2 separate regions of the Homo sapiens genome follow, and region 1 is linked to region 2. A link is a loop called in an ENCODE intact Hi-C map of the cell type or tissue named here. Cell type or tissue: endothelial cell of umbilical vein. All regions are shown on one strand. Links, peaks and the distances in the headings refer to the core of each region. The heading gives the core; the rest is flanking DNA. Region 1 has its middle 31 kb from the start of OLIG2. Region 2 holds the start of LOC105372787 (a long non-coding RNA gene).

Region 1 (5,384 bases), core at 231-5,230, 200 kb before region 2:
AGCAGGATTAGGAAAGGTTCACATATGTTCAGCCTCACTCTTGGTATTCAAGACATCACAACCCTGCACCACCCAGGAAGCACAAGAAAATGGAGCACAGGCAGAGGCCCGGGAGGGGCTGGGGGGTGAGGGGGAAGCTGTGTGGCTCCCCCACCAATAATACAAAGCTGGAGTCAAATGCAAATCTGGGGGTGTTTTACGCTGGGGAATTCCCAGGCAGTTTCCTAGAATTTTTTAAATTAATTTTTCTATTTCCATAGGTTATTGGGGAACAGGTGGTGTTTGGTTACATGAGTAAGTTCTTTAGCGGTGATTTGTGAGATTTTGGTGCACCTGTCACCCGAGCAGTGTACACTGTACCCAATTTGTGATATTTTATCCCTCACCCCCTTCCCACCCTTTCCCCTTGAGTCCCCAAAGTCCATTGTGTCATTCTTATGCCTTTGCATCCTCACAGCTTAGTTCCCACTTATGAGTGAGAACATATGATGTTTGGTTTTTCCATTCCTGAGTTATTTTACTTAGAATAAGAGTCTCCAATCGCATCCAGGTCGCTGCGAAGGCCATTAATTCATTTCTTTTTATGCCTAACTAGTTTTCCATCATATATGTCACAGTTTCTTTATCCAGTCATTGATTGGTGGGCATTTGGGTTGGTTCCATGATTTTGCAATTGTGAATTGTGCAGCCATAAACATGCGTGTGCAAGTATCTTTTTTTGTATAATGACTTCTTTTTCTCTGGGTAGATATCCAGTAGTGGGCTTACTGGGTCAAATGGTAGATCTACTTTTAGTTCTTTAAGAAAACTCCACACTGTTTTCCATAGTGGTTGTACTAGTTTACATTCCCACCAGCAGTGTAGAAGTGTTCCCTTTTCACCGCATCCACGCCAACATCTATTATTTTTTGTTTTTTTGATTATGGCCATTCTTGCAGGAGTAAGGTAGTGTTGCCTTGTGGTTTTGATTTGCATTTCCCTGATCCTTACTGATGTTGAGCATTTTTTCATATGTTTGTTGGCCATTTGTATATCTTCTAAGAATTGTCTATTCATGTCTTTAGCCCACTTTTTGATGGGATTATTTGTTTGTTTGTTTCTTGCTAACATGTTTGAGTTGGTTGTAGATTCTGGATATTAGTCCTTTGTCAGACGTATAGATTATGAAGATTTTCTCCCACTCTGTGGGTTGTCTGTTTACTCTGCTGACTGTTTTGCTGTGCAAAAGCTCTGTAGTTTAATTAAATCCCAGCTATTTATTTTTGTTTTATTGCATTTTCTTTGGGGTTCTTGGTCATGAAATCCTTGCCTAAGCCAATGTCTAGAAGAGTTTTTCCAATGTTATCTTCCAGAATTTTTAGTTTCAGGTCTTAGATCCATCTTGAGTTGATTTTTGTATAAGGTGAGAGAGGGAACTTTTGTTTTTAGCGCTGTTTTCTTTTCTCTTCCTGTGTGATTATTTGTCTCCTTTTGAGAGCCTGACCAGCAAAGGAGAAGGGAGGTGTCAGAGGCAGGACTCAACAACTTGGCCTTGAGGCAGGTTCTAAGAGCCATGCCCCACCCAACAGCTGACCCTTGGCAGTCCTTCTGTCTACTTTTTCTTGCCTTAGCTACCTTCTCAAGGGCACCAAATGAAGGAAGGGTCATGGCTCCCAGGTCCTGTGAGAAAAACCTGTTCCCAAGTTGGAATATTTCATTGAGTTAAACTTCTAACCAATCTGCACTGATCACTGGGTGTCTTAGTCCATTCGGGCTGCTCTAACAAAATATCTTAGACTAGGTAATTTATAAATAATAGAAATTTATGTCTCACAGTTCTGGAGGCTGGAAAGTTTAAGATCAAGGTGCCAGCAGATTTTGTGTCTGGTGAAGCCTCCATCTCTGCTCCACAGAGGGCACCTTTTCCTGTGTCCTCAGACAGTAGAAGGGCAAAAAGGAACTAACAGACTCCCTCAAACCCTTTTATAAGAACACTAATCCCATCCATGAAGGTGGAGCCCTCATGACATAAACCACCTCTTAAAGGCCCCATCGCCTAATACTATGGCAGTGGGGATTAGGTTTCAACATGAATTTAAGGAGGGAGGCAAACACTCAAACTGTAGCACTGAGTACCAAGAAGAATTAAAAAGGGGAAAAGAAATGGCTAGGTAGTCTTAGAATCTTCCCAAATCTCCCTGTAAAATAGAAAGAGCAACTAGAATAGCAAAGCGAAAAGAGCCATGGACAGTATCCACAACAGAGCTGGTAGTGAGGTAATCCTCCCAGACACCAAATACTAACAGGTCTGGGCAAAGCATTTACAGTTCAAGAACTGTGTGGTGGCAGCATTAGTGCCGGAAGAAGACACGTGATAAAAACTGTGGTTCTGAAGATACTGAGAGCTTGAGAATCACACAATCACCTGCAGGTATTCACCAGAGGGCACAGCAAGACCATCTGAGTACAGCAACCAAAACCAGGAGAGCTATCTGAAAACCCAATGCATGGCTAAGTGCAAGAGGACTGTGATACAATAAGGTCTGATGGTGTCGGGGTGATTTGAGCTCCATATGCCCTCAAAGTGAACAGAGTCTCTTCCAATACAAAGCCTTGCACTGATGAGTATCTGGGCAGATCAATACAGGCAAGGAAAAAAGATCCAGATAAATGGGATGGGGGTGGGCAGAGCAGAAGAGGCAGCTCTCAAAACCTTTGGAGATTTTTGTTTTATTTCCTTGCGAAAGGAACAGGAGAGGGAGCTCTAGAGCCTTTGAACTGGAAAGGTTGCCCCAGCATACCCTTCACTCCTAAAAGTATAGGAAAATTCATTTCATTTAGAAAATAAACAACAGAAAAGCATTGTGGTAAAAACTTATAAAAAGTTAAGAAGGAAAAAATGAAAAGAAAGAGCAGAAAAAATTCCTACAAAACGATGAAAGCGTGTCCAAAAGGAATGCCCACAAAACATTTCAAATATTATGAAACAAGTTAAAGAAAATTAAGAAAATGATAGAAGCTATGAAAGAATAACATACCTCAGAATTAGAAAAAAAGCTCAGAAATAAGGTGACTGGAGAAAAAAAATGCTTGAAAAGAGGGATGGCACAGTTTAGAAAATAACTAGAAATATAAAAAGAAAGGTCTGGAGAAAGACACTGATGTAAGAAATCATAGAAATACAAAGGACAGAAGAGCATGTTAAATGACACTGTGGGACGCAATGAATTCCGGACTGTGGAAAATTCTAAGTCAAATGGCTCCGTTTTTTCAACAACAAAAATGGAGGGGTTAAAAAGAAAGAAAGAAGAGGAAATGTATAAAGAAAAGAGATTTATAAGTCATTTCAAGCAAATGCAAAGTAGGAATCTTATTTCAGTTCTGGTTCAAACAATCAATTTTTTAAAATATAAAGCAACCAGGAAAATATAAACATGACAATATTTAATAATATTAAGGGATTAATATTTTTAAGTATAATAAAAATATTGTGATTTTTTAAAAATAATGATTATCTATTAGAGATGCATACTGAAACGTTTATAAATAACAGTACTTAATGTCTGGGCTCACTACAAATTATCCAGGAACAGTGGGAACAGAGGCAGATATAGAAGAACAAGATTATCCTGTATTGATATATATCAAAGCTGATTGATGAGTACTTGATTGTTCTTTGTATTATACTCTCTACTTTTGACTGTCTGAATATTACTGTAATTCAAAGCTTAATGAACAAACAAATAATAAGGGAAGTCTTAGAGCTTGGCATCCACCAGGAAGGAATACCTTTTGCTTCTTTCCTGAGAGGGCTGTGCTACCTGGAGAGGGTTTCAATAGATGCAGACATACATTGTAACCCATCCCCTTCAGCCCTTCTTCCCATTCAAGTGTTCCAGTATATTTGTCCCTAAACTGAACTAGATGTGTTACTCTGTCACTTGCTAGAATATAAGATCTATGAAGGCAAGAATTTGTCAATTGTGTTACCATTGTATCCCCAGGACCCAGAATAGTGCCTGGCACGTAATAGGCCTTCTGTAAATATTTGCTGTTTAATTGAGTGAATCGTCATGACTGATCCCAGGACATAATCCCAGGCTGTAACTACCACTGTGTGTTTTTTCTTGGAGAGAAGAGGGAGAATTCTTTACTTTGTAGACCTAAGCTTGGGTTACCTGCAGAAGTGGCCTCTAAAATGTGAGATAAACAATGTCTGACCTTGTAGCAATGGAGAACTTCAGGCAGCTGCTGAGCTGCTGAAGGTCCACAGAGTGTGAAAGGACTGAGCAATGTGACTAATGATTGCTTCCCTTTGCAAAGTATCCAGTATCCAGTATTCAGCCAATAAGCCTTACATTAGATGTAGTGTTAAATATGTTGGTAATTGATGGGAATAAATAAATGTAAATTTTATATATTATTTGTTTACATACGTGATATTACAAAATATATATTTGGCCTTCCTCCCTGTTTCCTGGCATACAACACTTAACGTCAACATCCTTGGACTCTTCAAAGTGGTGTGTCTTATTTGTAGGGAAAAGAAAGAGAAATCAGACTGTTACTGTGTCTATGCAGAAAAGGAAGACATAAGAAATTCCATCTTGATCTGTGCCAAGAAAATTGTTTTGCTGTTAATCTGTAACTTTAGCCCCAACCCTGTGCTCACAGAAACATGTGCTGTATGGAATCAAGGTTTAAGGGATCTAGGGCCGTGCAGGATGTGCCTTGTTAACAATATGTTTACAGGCAGTATGCTTGGTAAAAGTCATCGCCATTCTCCATTCTCGATTAACCAGGGGCACAATGCACTGCGGAAAGCCACAGGGACCTCTGCCCAAGAAAGCTTGGGTATTCTCCAAGGTTTCCCCCCATTGAGACAGCCTGAGATACGGCCTCGTGGGAAGGGAAAGACCTGACCGTCTCCCAGCCCGACACCCGTAAAGGGTCTGTGCTGAGGAGGATTAGTAAAAGAGGAAGGCCTCTTGCAGTTGAGTTAAGAGGAAGGCCTCCATCTCCTGCATGTCGCTGGGAATGGAATGTCTCGGTGTAAAACCCAATCATACATTCGTTCTATTCTGAGATAGAAGAAAACTGCCCTGTGGCTGAAGGCGAGATATGCTGGCGGCAATGCTGCTCTGTTACGCTTTGCTACACTGAGATGTTTGGGTGGAGAGAAGCATAAATCTGGCCTACGTGCACATCCAGGCATAGTGCCTTCCCTTGAACTTATTTATGACACAGATTCTTTTGCTCACAAGTTTTCCTGCTGACCTTCTCCCCATTATCACCCTGTTCTCCTGCCGCATTCCTCTTGCCGAGATAGTGAAAACAGTAATCAATAAGTACTGAGGGAACTCAGAGACCGGTGCCGGTGTGGGTCCTCCATATGCTGAGCGCTG
Region 2 (5,384 bases), core at 109-5,108:
TCACCTGTGGAGTTAACACAAGGCCACAGATGGCCGCCTTCAAGGTGACCCTGCCCAGAGCCTAGGGAACAAGGTGAGGGTTGACTGAGAAGGGAAATGGTGGTCCTGCTGAGAAGGACATTCCCCAAGCTCATGGTCTGGTCCACAAGCCATCGGTCACACAGAGGGTCACACAGATATGGGATGCCCAGTTAAATTTTAATTTCTGATAAACAATGAATTTGTTTAGTATAAATAAATATGTCGTAAATATTGTATGGGACATACTAAAAACATTACAATATAATTTAGTACATGTACTATGTACTAGTATATGTACTAAATTTTATATATGTGTATTTTAATATTAAAAGTTAGGCCAGGCACGGTGCTCACGCCTGTAATCCCAGCATTTTGGGAGGCCGAGGCGGCCGGATCACCTGAGGTCAGGAGTTCAAGACCAGCCTGGCCAACATGGCGAAACCCTGTCTCTACTAAAAATACAAAAATTAGCTGGGTATGGTGGCAGGTGCCTGTAATCCCAGCTACTCAGGAGGCTGAGGCAAGAGAATCTCTTGAACCAGGGAGGCGGAGGATGCAGTGAGCCGAGATCGCACCACGGCACTCCAGCCTGGGCAACAGAGTGAGATTCTGTCTCAAAACAAAAAAAAAAAGGAAAAAGAAAAAGAAAAAAAGTTAGTATGTTATACCCAACACATATTCAAGGTTGATCTGAAATTCAAATGCAACTAGGTATCTTGTATTTTTGCTAAATGTGGCAACCCTCGCACACAGCGATTCGCTAGTGGCTTTGGAGGGCAGAGGAGGTAGTTCCCTGAGCCCTCCACGTGACTTTTCCTTCTGTCCTCCCCTTCTCTGCTCAGAGGCCCCTTCCTGGGAGAAGGCTTCGCTGATCACTCTGTATACCACTGCACCCTTTTCCCACACTCCCGGCCCCCTTAGCCTGCCTTTTCCTCCATAACTTATCATTGGATGACATACTACATACTTTGAGTAAATGATTTTTTTCATCTTTATTCTCAGCCCTTTGTATTATGTCTGCCACAGAGTGGGCCTTAAAAAATATTTGTGGAACTGCATGAATGAGAGTGACTCCATGGACAAGGATAAAACACTGAAAGTAAAATAAAGGCAGAACTAAGGTAAATGAGTATTGCCATTTCGACTCACCTGATAGATCTGTGTGTTTTAGTCAGTGCAAAACTCACCTGGCGAAGGGAACACCAATGAATAAGATGACGATTAGGTAGGTCCAAGGTGGGGCCCAAGATTCTGTAGCCCTACCACGTTCCCAGGTGATGCCGATGTAGCAAAGAGAGTCCTTGAAGAGAGGCAGGGCACGGTGCTCACGCCTGTAATCCCAGCACTTTGGGAGGCTGAGGCAGGCAGATAGTTTGAAGCCAGAAGTTTGAGACCAGCCTGGGCAACATGGTGAAATCCAGTCTCTACCAAAAAATACAAAAGTTTATCAGGCATTGTAGCATACACCTGTAATCCTAGCTACTCAGGAGGCTGAGGCACGAGAATCACTTGAACCCAGGAGGCGGAGGTTGCAGTGAGCCAAGATCACACCACTGTACTCCAGCCTGGGTGACAGAGCAAGACTCCAACTCAAAAAAGAAAAAAAAAAAAAGAAAGAAAAAGAAAAAGAGAGAGAGAGAGAATCATTGAAGAAAGCTTGGATCCAGGTAAAAATAAAGAGCAGGACACAACCAGAAAAGTCTGTGGTTCTGTTATATCATTGGACAGTGTAATGAAATGTAATGTGTTTTAAAAAATAAAAATTCTATATTCCTAAATCTTGAATAGATTCCTATTTCAGAAACCATCCATTCTGATGAGTCTCCCTTAGCTCTGAAAGAAAGAGGATAAAAACCAAATACAAGAATAATAAAAACCACCTGTCCAAGATGAACTGGAGAAAGGGTGCTAATCTCCCTGCGACAACTCCTACAACTGTATTTGATCAGGATGATAAGAAAAGTTTTAACTCATGCCTCAAGCAGAGCCACAAGACCTGCCTTTTTTGATGACCTTGAATTCTACAACACAGGCTCCAAACCTCACATCTTGTCAACTCTCACCATGAGAAAAGTAGGAAACACTCTCTCACGTTCCCAAGTACTCACCATACCCCCCAAAATAAGTAAAAGCTTACTTTAAAAAATAATTTGTTTTCAGAGCAGAAATCTTCTAAAAGTTGAATTCTGATTCCGTACACACCTGCGGAGAGGTACTTGCCATGCCCACTGTCTAATATGCTTCTCTTTCTATGAACTAGGGTAGGGGTTACAAATAGCTGCCATAGAGTTACTGTCATTATCAGCCTGCAATCTGTGAGCAGCTGTTAAAAACCCACATTTTGTCTCAATTGTAATCATTCAAACAAATAATGCTTACCTACAGTTCAAAAGAAGTCAGTCTGGAATTAAGTGCTGTTCATACCAATTATGTTTCTTCTTTCAGATGTATGGAAAGGGAAAATAAATTATCCATTAAATTGCAGATATATGTAAAGATGCTTTTTGTAGTAAAAGCCAAAACAACTTGAATCTGACCTGTGATTAGAAATAACAGACATTTGAAATTCAGTAACTTAATTCATTGACAATATCACCAGGTTAGTTATCAATGATTCATTCAGTTTTCTTTTAAGCATTATTAATTGCTTGATACCATTTAGGATCAGGAAACCCTTAGTGCAGTGAAAATTGTAAAAGTTTATGACCTGGGAGGCCCGTGTCTAGCCATGCCTCTGTCAGGAATCTGTGGTGTGACTTCTGACAAGAGTTTTATCCCTCTGGATCTGTTTCCTTGGCTGGAAAGTGAGGAAATCGATCCAAAGATTACCTCGCAGATTCTCTCCAACTCTGACATTCTATCATTTCACACTCACTTTAAAATAGACTGTCGGCGACCCTACGCCAGTTTTCCTTGAGAAACAGCGCCACCTTCAGGTCATAATAACCATAAGAGAGCTGACCGTGAAGGTGCTTCTCCGGCAGGAGCGATTTGCCCTGATCCACAGAAACCCTTCCCCCGCAGTCCTCTGGGATGCGGTCACACACTTGTGAGTCTGCCGCTGGGTTAAGATCAATGCGTATGGACATGGAGCCAAGCTGAGCTAACTGGCCCACAAGGGACAGATGCATGACCTTGGCCTAATTATCACAGCTCCAGCTAACAGTTCGCCCACAGCAAAGCTCCTTGTGGAACCCTATAAAGAAGGAAAGGAAGCGAGGGATATGCTGGATGAACTAAACTCTACAAAACAATGAAAATGGACACACCTCTTCTTCAGGCAATTCCACTTAAGATAGTTTCCAGCTGTTCTTATTTTAGCAAGATATCTACTTGGATATACTTTCATTAAGAAAAATGACATAGTGAACTCTGAAGTAAATATCAGATTTTTTTCACCCAGCAAATATTTATTGAGCAACCAACCACTTGAATGCCAGCACCGTGCTAAAAGCTCTCACAAAATTACTTTTATTGAATTTCCACAACAGCCCTTGTGAGAGAGGAATTCATATCTTCATTTTTCAACACAAGGAAGTTGAGAATGAGAGAGGCCCAGAAACAGCAGATCTGGCAACAAGCTTGAATATGCAGACACAAACATTCCACACAGTCCTCCTCTGAGGACACGACGCAACTGCTCCTTTTCAAGAGCTTATCACTTGGCACAGTGTGGCACCAACTGCAATCAGCAGTGCAGAGGCAAAGGCCGCTAGGGAACTCAGTTTATTTCTCTGCAGTGTGATCTGTATGCAGAAAATGGCCCTATCTTTGCCAGCCATCCTCTGCCATACCTCCCTAACCCACTGATGGATGCTGGGCAGGATAAGGGGGATAAGTTAATTTGTTCCTAAGTGTCTAAACAAGGATCCTTCTTAGAAACAGTGGATATTTAAGGTTGTCCCTTTGATCACATCCCAACAATCCCTAAATTCCATAGGCTTTCTTGGTTGGGAAAGAGGCAGAGCAACTGCTACCCATGGGAATGCATCATATTTGGAAATATAATGTTTCCTGTGCATTACAGAGGAGAGAAGTGGGAAGCATCGCCCGGTGCTGGAGGTACTCCAGCTACAGGTGGTACCCTCTATATCTTACTCTTTCCCGTACCTACATATGTGTAGTCAACTCCAGTTGATGAGATCAGGTTTTCAATTCTTTGTACCCCCCCACTGCACTTTGCAAAATACTGGCACATAAATTTAAAGTTACTAAATATTTGCTGGTGTGTTAGGAAAAACACATAGTCTGCATGCAGAAAACAGGAATTATACAAACTAGCATGATCAGACATATTTAAGATGTCAGCTGAGTTACTCTAGGGCAGAGCCCAAGGATGAAGCTTGGCTGAGGGAGGATAGGGGAAGTGCCTTGGGACCTTTAGATTATGGGTGGAAGGAACAAAAGACCCACATGGAACAAGACACTAGAGTTGGATTGACCCTTTGGGGAAGGAGAAGTTACGATATGACATCTAAACCGCAAGGAAGATGCCAGAAAAAGAAAGAATAATATATTGTGTAAGCAAGCAATTTCTTAATTTTAAACGTGTTTTTATATTCAGGTGAAATTGTTTTATTCAAGGTTGAATGACTACTAAGTTGCAGCTAATCAGAAGTTGAGAAAGAAATGCTTGGCAGTTGGAATCCAGTTTTTGCACATAATCAGAACCAGTACTGTCAGTTTCATGGCGTCTCAAAAGCTAAGACTGAGAAGGAAAAAGGGAACAGAGCCGGCCTTGTCACACCACAGACGGGAGCAGAAGTGCAGAACTGTCCCCATGGCATGTGTTCAAAAGAGTATCGTGTAGCAAACCCTAACCACAGCAGCAGTGGCTGAGCTAATCCTGGCTGGATCCCAGTAAGGCCCTTCTCGAGTCCCAGCAATGACGATGGTAGATTAGCAATCTCTTCTCAATGTGTCAATATCATCTATGTTTCTACCCTGCTAGCCTCCTCTTTTCCTTCTTTCTACCCCACCCTCAATTAACCATGCCTCCTCTTACAATTTCTAGTCTGCAAGAGACTAGGACAATAGAGAATCAAAAACTAGGGTAGAAACACAGAGGCTGCTGTGGTTAGCGCTTGCTGCGTGATAGATAGGTTTGGTTTTGTAGCAATAACACAAGGCGGAAAGTGATAGAAAATTCAACATTCTAACTGCAATTCACCAAATCTTATCTCCAGACTTGCGGTGTTTATAGTTTCAGCAACACAACCTGACTGCCAGGAGGAGAGTGAGGATAATAGCATGAATCCGACTGACAAGGAATATGTCTTGGAGAGCCGTGAACCATACCAGGAAGAGATTTTTTGCTTATAAGAGCATATTTGTTTGTGGGCTCTTTCCAGGAGCAATAGACT

The links. A loop is a pair of places that touch in the nucleus more often than their neighbours do. Peaks named below come from ENCODE experiments on the same cell type or tissue, not always from the same donor. Only the 100,000 strongest peaks of a DNase experiment are listed, where the experiment ranks them.
Region 1: it touches region 2 in a loop (21-fold over the local background); 46 of 110 quality-filtered maps call a loop at or near these places.

What each region holds. Positions count from the first base shown.
Region 1 is chr21:32,991,786-32,997,169 of GRCh38, forward strand. No RefSeq gene overlaps it. Among named protein-coding and RNA genes, the nearest start is that of OLIG2, 31 kb to the right of the region's middle. In endothelial cell of umbilical vein, for the core only: a CTCF peak has its summit at 2,733 (motif pointing right); no DNase peak of the experiment used is centred there; H3K27me3 peaks cover 411 bases.
Region 2 is chr21:33,194,103-33,199,486 of GRCh38, forward strand. LOC105372787 (a long non-coding RNA gene) reads right to left here and starts at 1,415. Exons shown (of 3, transcript XR_937675.3): 1 at 1,209-1,415. In endothelial cell of umbilical vein, for the core only: a CTCF peak has its summit at 2,972 (motif pointing left); a DNase peak (open chromatin) is centred at 2,959.